4 separate regions of the Homo sapiens genome follow, and all the other regions are linked to region 3. The links are chromatin contacts, found by Hi-C or POLR2A ChIA-PET in ENCODE. All regions are on one chromosome and are shown on one strand. Each heading gives the region's core, a stretch centred on a gene start or an enhancer-like site at or near the end of the contact. The rest is flanking DNA. Distances are from core to core; before and after follow the strand shown.

What was found. A loop is a pair of places that touch in the nucleus more often than their neighbours do. ChIA-PET counts read pairs that join two places held with the same protein, here RNA polymerase II (POLR2A). Pooled maps may share reads with other maps.
Region 1: a map of naive thymus-derived CD4-positive, alpha-beta T cell shows a loop between it and region 3 (14-fold over the local background). The contact joins the promoter of UBN2 here to the promoter of KDM7A in region 3. A Hi-C loop is called at or near these places in 1 of 168 maps with a recorded cell type or tissue (naive thymus-derived CD4-positive, alpha-beta T cell) and 9 of 50 pooled maps. POLR2A ChIA-PET finds 5 or more read pairs at or near these places in 1 of 52 experiments (MCF 10A).
Region 2: a loop to region 3 is called in a map of gastrocnemius medialis, with 2.5 times the contacts of the local background. The contact joins the enhancer-like site here to the promoter of KDM7A in region 3. A Hi-C loop is called at or near these places in 1 of 168 maps with a recorded cell type or tissue (gastrocnemius medialis). POLR2A ChIA-PET finds 5 or more read pairs at or near these places in 1 of 52 experiments (AG04450).
Region 4: a loop to region 3 is called in a pooled map, with 2.8 times the contacts of the local background. The contact joins the enhancer-like site here to the promoter of KDM7A in region 3. A Hi-C loop is called at or near these places in 1 of 50 pooled maps. POLR2A ChIA-PET finds 5 or more read pairs at or near these places in 2 of 52 experiments (BJ and activated T-cell).

What each region holds. Positions count from the first base shown.
Region 1 is chr7:139,229,365-139,232,504 of GRCh38, reverse strand. It overlaps UBN2 (ubinuclein 2), which reads right to left and starts at 1,268. Exons shown (of 18, transcript NM_173569.4): 1 at 553-1,268. The coding sequence starts at 1,020. RefSeq lists silencers at 52-311, 258-477, 688-937 and enhancers at 1,108-1,247, 1,328-1,487.
Region 2 is chr7:139,572,845-139,576,067 of GRCh38, reverse strand. It overlaps HIPK2 (homeodomain interacting protein kinase 2), which reads left to right. Exons shown (of 15, transcript NM_022740.5): 14 at 780-940; 15 at 2,671-3,223. The coding sequence ends at 3,141. Among named protein-coding and RNA genes, the nearest start is that of CLEC2L, 51 kb to the right of the region's middle. Within about 2 kb of position 1,325, at least 5 of the 41 ENCODE cell types and tissues checked have a DNase peak (open chromatin) inside an H3K27ac peak, as active enhancers do; they include gastrocnemius medialis, where a contact is called at or near this core.
Region 3 is chr7:140,175,264-140,178,470 of GRCh38, reverse strand. It overlaps KDM7A (lysine demethylase 7A), which reads left to right and starts at 1,488. Exons shown (of 20, transcript NM_030647.2): 1 at 1,488-1,727. The coding sequence starts at 1,534. It overlaps KDM7A-DT (KDM7A divergent transcript), which reads right to left and starts at 1,210. Exons shown (of 1, transcript NR_024451.1): 1 at 1-1,210. RefSeq lists silencers at 1,080-1,509, 1,550-1,649, 2,290-2,469, 2,480-2,759 and an enhancer at 932-1,855.
Region 4 is chr7:139,432,886-139,436,010 of GRCh38, reverse strand. It overlaps a transcript of KLRG2 not described here. Among named protein-coding and RNA genes, the nearest start is that of KLRG2, 49 kb to the left of the region's middle. Within about 2 kb of position 1,275, at least 11 of the 41 ENCODE cell types and tissues checked have a DNase peak (open chromatin) inside an H3K27ac peak, as active enhancers do.

The sequences.
Region 1 (3,140 bases), core at 19-2,518, 950 kb after region 3:
TTAAATTCCCTTCGATTAAGAAAAATATCACAGGCACGCAAGCACACCTCAGCAGCCACGGCGCCCAGCAAAACAAACAGTGATGAGGATGAGGATGATACGAGAGGGGTTACACAATCTCTGCTTCAGACTGGGGGGCGTGTCCCCCAAGGTTTTCTCTTCCTTTCTACTGGAACGACAGCTGTAGCGCCACAGGGAGAACCCAGCCACACGGCCTGCAGGGCCCCAGGATTTTGTGTGGGGAGCAGAAAGGAAAGAAGGAAAATCTGAGGTTCCGAAAGGTGCACAAGAAAACGAGCTCGGCGCGGCGTTGGGAGCGAGTGCCGGGGGTTTGGGGATTCGGCGCAGCCGGGTGAGAGCCTCGGCCACCCTGGGGAGTGGAGAAAGCAGCGCTCACCGCCCCGTCCACCCGCTCGGCCCCGGCCCCCCGCACCCCACCCTCGGGGCGACCCGGACGCGCTCGGTGGGCGTCCCAAGGTGCAAACCAGCTGGGGAAGGCGGCGGGTCCTGAGGCTCCCGGGGTCTGGGGCAGGAGGGAAGAATCTTCTGTACCCGTTGTTCTCCGCACAGCAGCAGCTCCGGGTAACTGAACTCCACGCAGCTCTCGTCGGTGGGGTCCTTAAGCACCAGCTCCAGGCGCACCGTCTCCCTCGGCGGCCGCGGCGGCTGCTCAGCCCGGGAAGCCGACTCCCGCGGCGGGGGCGGCTGCAAGGGCAGCGGCGGGAACGGCGGCGGCGGCTCGGGCCGCGGGGGCTCCCGCTGCAGCGACATGGGCGGCTCGGCGCGGCTGACCTCGCGCTGGGGGAGCGGCTTCTCCCGCGACGGGGGCTGCGCGTCCGAGCGGGGGGCAGGCTCCCGCGGGGCCGGCGGCTCCGCCCGGGCCGGCTCGCGGTACGGCTGCGGCTCCAGCCGGGGGGGCTCGCGGGGGTACTCGGGCTCACGCTCGGGCCCCGGGTACTCGGCCTCGCGCCGCCGCACCGGTGACAAGCTAATGAACGCTACTCTGCGCGGCTCCGCCATCCCCACTGTTCTGGCCCTCCGCTTTTGCTCGAGCCGGCGCTCGCTTCTACGGCGCGCTGCGTGCCTGCCCGCCCTTCCTCTTGCTCTCTGTCGCTTTTCTTCCCTCCACCACCCTCAGCCGTCTCCGCCGGCGCCACGGTGAGTGCGGACCGTGTCCCCTTCCCCGCTACTACGTTCTGATGGGCTTCACCGCCATCGCCAGGGTCGCCGCGGCCGCCATGTTGGATCCCCCACATAAATAGAAGCAGGCCGCTGAGCGGGCGCATGCGCACAGAGGAGACGCTCGCGTCCACTGTCGTGGCTGTTGCTCAGTTTTCCTCTTTTCCTCCCAACAGTCTGGAGTCCAGACAGGTCGGCGGAAGTGACGACATGGCTCGGCCTGTTTCCGTGGAAACGGAGACGCCGTCTGCACCCTTCCTCAAAGGGAGGGTTCTGGGGTTTCCCGAGCAGTTTACTATTCGCACCCGGAAACCAGAGGCGCTCCAGGAGCTTCCCGGGGCTAGCATCGGGATGGGACTGAGACCGACCTAGCCATTGGCGCCGGGTCTCCCGTGCTGGGTTCAAGGGAATTGGGGTTGTTAGCTGATTATTCAAGGCGGACTCTGGGCAAGGGTAGAGAGACGCGCCAGCCGTTGTGCCTGCCCGCCCTGTGTCCCCGTAGCCTTAAGTATCGAGGGAAAAAAGGAAGTGCCCAGCTTCAGCCAGACTAGCCCCAGCGGCTTCCCTCCCGAAAGCGCAGGCCTCCCCTTCCTCGACCTACTCCGGTTTCCCTCGCCCGGCCGCAGTGGGCGTTGCGTGGGGCAGGGTCATTAAATGTTCAATAACGCTTTGCAGTTGGAAAATTAACAAGCAGATGAGGAGTTCTGGGCTCATTCAGAAGGCCTAAACTGCTGAAATCATAGAAAACTTCTTAAGAGGGTTTAGTGGTATTTCAGGAAACGTACTGTTTATGAGAATGCTAAAGGACCCATTTCAGGATGGGGAAGGAATTGATTGGGCACGCCCCATAGGCTCACTTGTAATTAATTAATTGGAAGTCGGGTTTAAAAGGATAAGAATTACTGGCCATTTTAATCCATTGAATAAAAAGTAAATTTGAGGGCTCGCCCTTCACATCCTGAAGGGAATCCAAGCCTTCTGTTAATTGCATTAACTATTGAAAGCTCTTTTATTAAGTCAGTGTGACGTCATTGACAAATTCTGAGAGGGTTCCGTTTTTTCCTCTCCTGTTATTACTTTCCCTACTTGGACGAAGATGGTGATGAAATCTATGATTCCAAAGGTCTCTCCCAGCTCTAAAACCCTATCTTTTCTACTCGGCGCCATGTTTTACCTACATTATCTCCTTCCCTATTGCTCCTTTTCTGATTCTGAATTCGGGTCTCATTTTTAGATTGCCTTAGTGATACTTAAATGACCTTTCTGCCTTCAGTCTCTGTTCCCACCAGTCTTGAGACGGGGTCATATTAATGTCTCTAAAAGAGTTTTTATTATATCGTTCTCTGTTCTGGCTGCAACTTACCTACAAACTGAGTTCTATGTATGTATACTCATATTCAATATCCTCCACAATTTAGCTCAGAGACTGCAAACTGGTGGTCTGTGGGCCAAATCCTTCTACAGGTGTGTTACTTATCCAACATTATCTTCTAACTTCTCACCCACTGAGTTTTCCAACTTTTTGATCCATAACCCACAGTAAGACATTTTACACTGTAACCTAGAATATACACCCATATATACATAACACATATGTGCATATGTGAAATATAAGTTTCACAATACTTACCTACTGCTTAGGATAAAGTAAAAGCAACAGACGCAACAGAGTTAATTTAATATAAAATATTTTATAATACAGTGTAGAAAAAAATGTTAACATCATATAGAAGCAAATTAGGAAAGATTTTATTTAATGCCATGGAAGTTCTTGCCTGATCATAGGTTTATTGCACTCCAGAATTCATTAGGACAGTGGTACATGAACATCTGATCCACTGTGGTGCCTGATCTTTTTCTTCTTCTAAACTGATCAAAATTGAAAACCCTAGTTCAGATATATAGGCAGTCATGAATAGTAATAATGCGTATGCATGTTCTGCATAGTAATAAATTCTTCT
Region 2 (3,223 bases), core at 76-2,575, 600 kb after region 3:
CCCATGGTGGGGACCAAGCAGGGATCCTGTCTTAGTCTATTTTGTGTTGCTGTAACAGAGTACCTGAGACTGGGTAATTTATAATCAATAGAAGTTTATTTGGCTCACGATTCTGAAGACTGGAAGTCCAAGAACAGGATGCCAGCATCTGGCAAGGACCTTTGTGCTGCATCTTCCTAGCACAGGAGGCAGAAGGACAAAAGAGCATGAGGGTGAGGGGGCCAGACTTGTTTTCATCAAAAAAGCCAATCTCTCAATAGCTAACCCACTCCCGAGATAATATTAATGCACTGATGAACTCATACACTCATGAGGGCTCTGCCCTCAGGACCTAACATCCCTTACTGGCCCCACCCTAAACACTTGCACTGGGGACTAAGTTTCTAACACAAGAACTTTGGGGAACACATTCAAATTATAGCAGATCTCTCCTACCCATTTTCCAGATGCTGAAAGTAACACCTCCCAGAGGAACGGCACTGGGCCTGGCCTTAGGCCACCAGCCCACCTTGCCTCTCCTGATTCTTTTCCGCTTTCCCTTGCTTCATTCCCTCATGCAGCCCCGACCACCCTCCCAGCCGAGGGAGTGAGCCAGAGCCCCACTGCATCCAGAGTCAAGGCAAAGTCCTAGTGGGTCCGGGGGAGATGAGGCTGATTTGTTACTGCCCGGCCTCAGGCACATGTTTCTTCCTGGAAGACCACTGTTCTCTGGTGGGGTAGCATCTTCTGGGCAGCTGGGACCCTGCCACTGATCTGACCTCTTTCTCCTCCCGCCACAGTCAACACCAGTCACCACTCGTCCTCCTACAAGTCCAAGTCCTCCAGCAACGTGACCTCCACCAGCGGTCACTCTTCAGGGAGCTCATCTGGAGCCATCACCTACCGGCAGCAGCGGCCGGGCCCCCACTTCCAGCAGCAGCAGCCACTCAATCTCAGCCAGGTAAGCCCCACAGCTGGCGCCCCAGGCCAGGCAGGGCCCCCATCCCCTCATCCTTCCGCTTCAGAGAGGATTGCTGTGGCGGCCCCTCACCCACCTCACAGGGCTGCAGTCCTGGCCACGGGTGGCAGCACATGCCCTTGGTGACCTCTGGTGGCTTTTTCTACCACAGGTCACCCTTGGGGAAGTTGATATCACCAGTGCACAGAGTGCTGGCCCAAAGCAAAGCGACTTGTCTAATGTTACAAAGCCCTTAGTGACATGGTGCCAGAGCTTAAAAATAGGATGGCCCACATACTGCTGTTTCAACCCAGCAAAGGGTAGAGCACTGTGTCCCGGCCCTGTCGGCCTGGGACATCAGGGACAGACCTGCATCCGACTCATTGCAGGGAGGGCCCGCACACCACAGCCCCCAAGTCAAGGGTAAGATTTGTCCCAGGACCTGGAGGAAGGGGGGTGGGTTGAGGTGAAATGTGAGTGACCTGAGTTTCTGTGGGTGCAGGGCTGTCTGTGTCAAGGGCTCGGCATCAGGCCTGACTCACGTGGTGGACTCAGGGCCCTGTTTCTCTAGAAACAAAGTGAGATAAATGGGGTGTTTGTGTTCAGAGCCCCTCATCTGAAGTGCTGCCCCAGGTCATCAGTGGAGCCCGTGTCTCTGTCACGTGACTTAGGTTCACCAGGTAGAAGAGGGCTATTTTATTTGGACTGACAGAACTTCAAACAGCAACGCTTCTGAGAGCCAACTTTTTTTTTTTAAGACAGGGTCTTGTTCTGTCACCCAGGCTCAAGTGCAGTGGCACTGTCATGGCTCTCACTGCAGCCTCTGCCTCCTGGACTCAAGTAATCCTCCACCTTAGCCTCCCGAGTAGCTGAGACTACAGGCATGAGCCACCACACCCAGCTAATTTTCAAAATTTTTTGTAGAGATGTTGTGAGAGCCAATAATTTTGAGAACAAGATTTTACAGTGAGTAAGAAAGCAACTGCTGCTCAAAGAGAGTGTCCTGGCCGGGTGCGGTGGCTCACGCCTGTAGTCCCAGCTTCTCGGGAGCCCAAGGCGGGGGGATCATTCTAGGCCAGGAGTTCAAGGCTACAGTGAGCTAGGTTCATGCCACTGCACTCCAGCCTGGGGCATCCTGATACTTCACAGCTTCTGTACGTCCTTGGGAGAAATATGTTCTCCTATAACTTTGCAGCTGGCTTTATCCGTGTATCATCCCAGCCCAGTGAGTGGCAGGCCAAGTCGGGATTTTCTCAGTCCAAGTAAATTTTTTTTTTTTTTTTGAGACAGAGTTTCACTCTGTCACCCAGGCTGGAGTGCACTCGCGTGATCTCAGCTCACTGCAACCTCTACCTCCCAGGTTCAAGTGATTCTTGTGCCTCAGCCCACCGAATAGCTGGGACTACAGACAAGGCACGTGCCACCATGCCCGGCTAATTTTTTTGTATTTTAGTAGAGACGGGGTTTCACCATATTGGCCAGGCTGGTCTCGAACTCTAGACCTCAGGTGATCCGCCCACCTCTGCCTCCCAAAGTGCTGAGATTACAGGCGTGAGCCACTGCGCCAGGTCCCAAGTAAATTTTTACTTTCTCAACACACAGAGGGAAGCCCCTTCTATTACTTCTGGAGTCTTTCCCTTCTCTTCCTCCTCCCTGCCCTCCTGCCCCTCCTCCCATTCCTTCCTCCCCATGTGTCGGCCCCTGACGTCTCTCTTGGTGCCTCTCCTCCCCAGGCTCAGCAGCACATCACCACGGACCGCACTGGGAGCCACCGAAGGCAGCAGGCCTACATCACTCCCACCATGGCCCAGGCTCCGTACTCCTTCCCGCACAACAGCCCCAGCCACGGCACTGTGCACCCGCATCTGGCTGCAGCCGCTGCCGCTGCCCACCTCCCCACCCAGCCCCACCTCTACACCTACACTGCGCCGGCGGCCCTGGGCTCCACCGGCACCGTGGCCCACCTGGTGGCCTCGCAAGGCTCTGCGCGCCACACCGTGCAGCACACTGCCTACCCAGCCAGCATCGTCCACCAGGTCCCCGTGAGCATGGGCCCCCGGGTCCTGCCCTCGCCCACCATCCACCCGAGTCAGTATCCAGCCCAATTTGCCCACCAGACCTACATCAGCGCCTCGCCAGCCTCCACCGTCTACACTGGATACCCACTGAGCCCCGCCAAGGTCAACCAGTACCCTTACATATAAACACTGGAGGGGAGGGAGGGAGGGAGGGAGGGAGAGAATGGCCCGAGGGAGGAGGGAGAGAAGGAGGGAGGCGCTCCTGGGA
Region 3 (3,207 bases), core at 239-2,738:
GTGCGCCTGTAATCCCAGCTACTTGGGAGGCTGAGGCAGGAGGATCCCTCGAACCCGGGAGGTGGAAGTTGCAATGAGCCGAGATCACAGCACTGCACTGCACTCCAGCGCGGGCAACAAGAACGAAACTCCGTTTCAAAGAAAGAAAGGAAAGAAAGGAAAGGAAAGGAAAGGAAAGGGAGGGAGGGAAGGAAGGAAGGAAGGAAGGAAGGAAGGAAGGAAGGAAGGAAGGAAAGAAAGGAAAGAAAGAAAGAAATGGAGAATTAGATCAGCGACTCTTTGCCTGGGGGTGGGTGACAGAACAACACTTCTTCCTCCCCTAACAAAAATTACCTATGGAGCTGTGAGGGCTTTCCCCACTGATAGAAATGCCAGCAGAAATTCAGCTACAAATACTCAATCCAATAATCCTTAACATCACTTCCAATCCACAGTTATGATTCCAACGCAATCTTTTCTATACAGTATTTGTCAGCTGTTTTTATTCTTCAGTTTATCATCTTATATTTGGCTCTCAATTTCACCCATAAATTATTGATGGCTTATTATACGCCAAGTACCCTGCGCTCCGCTTTTTGTGGTATCCCTCTTCGGAGCGAGAAGTCACTTAGAATTTTACCCCATCTTCCCCACTTGGGAATCGGAAGGGTTCATAGCTAAGTTTTGTTATTTATAAGCACGCCGGCTCTTCTCTATCCCTCTCTCCACCAACCCCATTTCAAGGTTGGTCCCTCCCAGCGGACGACAGTGATGAATTCCTCTTGGGGACAGCCCTCCCGCAACTAACGGTGGCTCCATCGACGCTCTGGTCTCCTTGCTGCTCGCTGGGAATTCGGGTGGGACGTTTTCCAAAGTTTGGATTCCACGGCACATTCCTCCCTCGGAAAGGCACAACCGGCTCGGCGTGTCAGCTCAGCTGGACTCACGCCGGTGCGGGGCCGCAGCTCCGGTTCTCGCTGGGCGGCTGCGGAGGGCTGGGCGATTCTCTCAGCGTCGCGAGGCGACCCGGGCAGCAGCAAACTTCTCCGCTTCCCCTCTTCGGGACGCGGCACCTCTTCTGCCCTTGAGCACTCCGCAGGAACTTCCCCCGGCCTCGGCTCTCGCTCCGAAATAACCGAGCCAGCTCCTCGCACGCTCCCGCCGTCCTCCTCCGGCTGCGGCCGCGCGCCCGCCGCCACCGCCACCACCGCGCGTGTCCTCACGGGGCCTCAGCTCCCTCCGCCCCCGCAGCCGCCTGCGTGCCCTTCAACAGCTCCCTCCGCCCGGCCGTCGCGGAGAGGAGCGGGGAGCGCGCGCCGGCGCCAGAGACGTGCGCGAGACGCACGGCCCCGCGCCGAGCGCCGGAAGCAGCCGAGTCTGGGCCTCGCGCGTCGCGCGCGCCTCCTCCCCCTCCGCCAGCCGCCGCGGCCTCGCGCGCGCGCACTGAGGCGCCGCCGCCGCCGCGGCTGCTGCAGGAGGCGGCGCTGGCTGGCGGCTGCGCTCGCTCCAGTCGGCGAGCGGAGTAGCGAGCGAGCGTGTGTGTGTTTTTTAAAGATGGCCGGAGCGGCGGCGGCGGTGGCCGCGGGAGCAGCAGCTGGAGCCGCCGCGGCAGCCGTGTCGGTGGCGGCTCCCGGCCGGGCCTCGGCGCCTCCGCCGCCCCCGCCCGTGTACTGTGTGTGCCGGCAGCCGTACGACGTGAACCGCTTCATGATCGAGTGCGATATCTGCAAGGACTGGTTCCACGGCAGGTAAATAAACCCCCTCCAGCCCCGCAGCCGCCACCGCCGGCCACCGACCAACCGCCGCCGCCGCCGGCCGCCCGCGCCTCCCTCGGGCCGGGCCGCCGCGCCGCGCCCAGCTTTCAGGGGGCCCCGGTGCCTAGCCCCCCGGCCGGGCAGTGGGGCGCGCGGTGCCCCGGGTTCGCCGGGCGGGCTCCAGAGGGGAGCCGGTGGGCTCGCCTGGCCCGGGCGAAGAGTCGCCACAACAAACACGAACAAAGAGGGCCGGCGGATAAGTTGGCAGGGGGAGCCTGGGGCGAGGGGACGCGGCCGGGCGGGCGCGGCGGGGGCGTCGGGCGGAGCGCCGGCCGGGTCCGCAGCCCCTCGCCAGCCCGGGCCGCCGCCGCCCCGCCCCGCCCCGCCGCGCCCGGGGCTCCGGCCGGAGTCGCCGGCCGCCCCGCCGCTCTGCCCGGCCGGCCGACGCGCCTGCCTTCCTTCCGGGCGGCGATGGGGTCGCCCCGGCCCCGCGTCTCCTCCGCGCCGCGGGTCCCTGTCGCGCCCCCTTCCCCGTCTTTATCAAACTTCCTGGGCCAGTGGGACGGGGGCAGCGGCGGGCCGGAGAGGCGACCGCGCCAGCCAGCTCGGCGGGGCTCCGCGGAGTAAACAGAGCAACAGATGAGGCACTCGCTCTCGGGGACTTGAAAGGTGCCGGGGAAGTTGGGGCCGGGCCCCCGGCGGGCGGCAGGTTGACCCGGGTCGCGGTCCTGGGCCCCCGCACACACCCGGGTCGCCGGGACTGGGGCAGATGGAGTGGGTTGCGGCGGCCCGAAGGGAACGCTTCTCCGGACCCCCTGCGTTGCCCTCGCGCCGCGGCTTAAACTTTACAAAGAGTGCAGTTGCCATCGCTCGAAGCTGGCGACACCGGGACCGCCTGCGGCTGTGCCCGGGCGCCGGTGCCGGCGAACTTGAGTCGGCCGGGCGGACGCTGCGGGGCCGGCTGGCGGCGGCGGCGGACGCTGCCCTCTGATTCAGCCGCCGCCGCGCTCCGGGTTTGACGTTTGAGAGCTCGGGCCGCCTCCGCAGCCAGGCCGCCGACTCGTGTGTTTTGTAATCAAAGTGTGAGGCTAATAAAGGGCGGCGCCACAGCCTCTTGACTCCGGCGTGGGAGGGATTCACAGGCATTTAAACAAAGAAACTAGTTGGGGTTGGGCTCCCAAAGTCCTTATTTGGGTGTTGTGGCAAAGCCTGCGGTCACCTTTAGTTGAAGCCGGTTTCCCGGGCCCCGTTTGGTGTTGTCTCTTGGCGAGAGCACGCTCACGAGTAATAGCAGATATGGTGACTGTGATTGTAGGAAGTGTCTTTTGATTGACAGCAGGACATTTAAATACAGCCTCCGCTCCCCCCCTCCCCAATTTTACAGAAACACTACAAGACCAGGCCAGATGTCTTAGTCTCCCTCTACTGGTCCAGGGAGAGAAAACCATGTAAATCACAATGTTCTTTGCAGTGT
Region 4 (3,125 bases), core at 26-2,525, 740 kb after region 3:
AGAATCACTTGAACATGGGAGGTGGAGGTTGCAATGAGCCAAGATTGTGCCATTGCACTCCAGCCTGGGTGACAGAGCAAGACCCTATCTCAAAAAAAAAAAAAATTACAGGCCCTATATAAGATCTGAATAGACACTTCACCAAAAAGATACACAAAAAGCAAATAAACACATGACTTTAAGTGGGTAAGCGGCGGGGCACCCTTACAATGGATTCTACTCAATGTGAAAAGGTGGGATGTGCTGATGCACACAGCACGGGTGAGTCTCAGCAGCATCGTGTTAAGGGAAGGAAGTCGGCATGAAAGTCTGTATGCCAATAACTCCATTTATATAAAGTTCTAGAGAAGATAAAGCTCATGCTAGAGAGATCAGTGGTTGCCGGGGCCAGAGGTTTGAGGAGAGGATTGGGAGAGGCCAGGAGAGAATTTGTGGGGAGATGGAACTATTCTATATCATGATTGCAGTGGTGGGATACATTTGTCAACTTACTGTATGCTTAAAATTGGTGATTTTTTTTTGAGACGGAGTCTCGCTCTGTCACCCAGGCTGGAGTGCAGTGGCACAATCTTGGCTCACTGCAACCTCTACCTTCAGGGTTCAAGCGATTCTCCTGCCTCACCCTCCCGAATAGCTGGGATTACAGGTGCCTGCCACCATGCCGGCTAATTTTTTGTGTTTTTGGTAGAGATGGGGCTTCACCATGTTGGCCAGGCTGGTCTCGAACTCCTGACCTCAAGTGATCCACTCCCCTCGGCCTCCCAAAGTGCTGGGATTACAGGCGTGAGCCACTGCGCCCAGCCGAAATTGGTGAATTTTATTGTGGGAAAATTAAATCTCAATAAAGTTTTTTTAAGAAAGGTAGCCATTATCATTTTTAGGCATCTCTTACAGGTTTTGCCTTTGAATAAACGCAATAAAAATAAAGTAGTAGGTCCTGGGGTTAATCTAAACTACATTCAACTCCCCCAGGCCCTATCATGATACCTTGAGTACCTTTTTGACTTTTTTAAGCCTCAGCAATCTCATCTGTAAGTCTGGAGATGGTAACTTCTAGCTTATAGATTTATTGTTGTGAAGGACGAAGAGATGATGTGGATAACTCCTCAGTGCTGGGGTTATCTAGTCTGACTTTGGTAAATGTATTATTATCGCTTCCCAAGGGCACACAGCTTCTAAGTGGCAGATTCAGGGCTCAAACCGAAGTCTGTTTTCAAACCCTAGCTCCTGGCCGCCCGCGCCGCACCGCCTCACTAGCGCCCTCTTGCGCTAGTTCTATGCTCCAAGCACACTTCGGATTCTTTGACTTCCCCTGTAAGAACACAGCGTGCTGATCAACAAACCAGAGCATCTGCTTCTATTTATAACTCTAAGTAGAAAATTGACATTCAGCTTTTATAAATACTTTTAAAAAACAGGAACAGGCTGCAAGTCTTTTGATTTGGAAACTCTTGAGTAGCAAGGAGAAGGCTCAGAAGGCCACAAGGAATCCATACTGCTTACAGAGGGAGGGAGGGCAGGCTTTGGCCCCAGCAACTCATCAAGATGACTGCCGTGTAAAGGGGCTTGGCTGTTGATGCTCCCAGCCAAGGAAGGAAGGTAGGTGGCCAGTGCCTCCAGCTGTAAGCAGAAGCCCGGGTGTCACTGGTTGGGAGTAAGAGAAGGAGAATGAGAACAAACCATGGTGATAAGTTGGTTCTGAATTATGACCAGGCAAAGGGTGGGAGAACTGTGGCCACATTTGAGCTCTGATAAGAGCAAAGCTGGAATCTTAAATATTTAGACGCGGAGCCCTAAAGGATGTACTTGACAAGCAATAAAAATCTTAGAAACACTTTAGTGATTCTCACGGCTTGCTTCTTATTCCAACTGCAAATTAACCTGGCAGTCTGAGAACATACTCTATTTTAACTTCCAAGCTCCTCACAGCAAACATCCTGTGTCTGGGACATCAGGAGCCTTTCAGCTCCTCCCAGCCTCAGGGCCAAGTACCACAGGCTCAGGGCTCCCCAGGGACAGGTGCTGGCTGGAATCGCCTGTGAGGTTAAAAAACGCACGTGATGCTGGGCGTGATGCTGGGCGCGGTGGCTCACACTGAAGTGCTCCCAGCACTTTGGGAGGCCGAGGCGGGGGATCACTTGAGGTCAGGAGTTCGAGACCAGCCTGGCCAACATGGTTGAAACCCTGTCTCTACTAAAAATACAAAAATTAGCCTGGTGTAGTTGCAGGCACCTGTAATCCCGGCTATTCAGGAGGCTGAGGCAGAAGAATAACTTGAACCCCGGAGGTGGAGGTTGCATTCTCGGCAGTGAGGCGAGAATGTGCCACTGCACTCCAGCCTGGGTGACAGAGCAAGACTCCATCTCAAAAAAAAAAAAAAAAAAAGGCCGGGCGCAGTGGTTCACGCCTGTAATCCCAGCACTTTGGGAGGCCAAGGCAGGCTGATCACCTGAGGTTGGGAGTTCGAGACCAGCCTGACCAACATGGAGAAACCCCGTCTCTACTAAAAAATACAAAATTAGCCGGGTGTGGTGGCACATGCCTGTAATGCCAGCTACTCGGGAGACTGAGGCAGGAGAATCGCTTGAACTCGGGAAGTGGAGGTTGTGGTGAGCCAAGATTGTGCCATTGTACTCCAGCCTGTGCAACAAGAAATTACATCTCCAAAAAAACAAACAAACAAACAAACAAAAAAAAAACCACACACCACAGGTACTCAGACTCCTCCCAGGTGCAGGATTCAATCTGAGTAAGCCAAGGTAGTGGTAGGAGTGATCCCGGGGCCTGGAAATCTGGAACATTTTTGTTTTACTTGGTGAGGATGGAGACTGAGTGAAAGTCTGGTCTGCTATTCGAGAAAGCTACCATTGTCCCAAGTTGGCAAGCCAAGAAACAGCAGTATAAACATTATTTAGAACTATGAAAACAAATACAAGGAGGAACCACAGAAAGCACCTAAAGTGGTTCTAACCAGTGGTGTCCGAAGTCAGAATAGTGATTATCTTGAGAAGCGGGGACTATTAGCTTGGAAGGACCATCAGGGAACTTTCTAGGGTGCTGGAAATGGTCCGTATCTTGATCTGGGTGGGAGTTGGGTGTTGGCCCTCCCTATCCATGGATTCTGC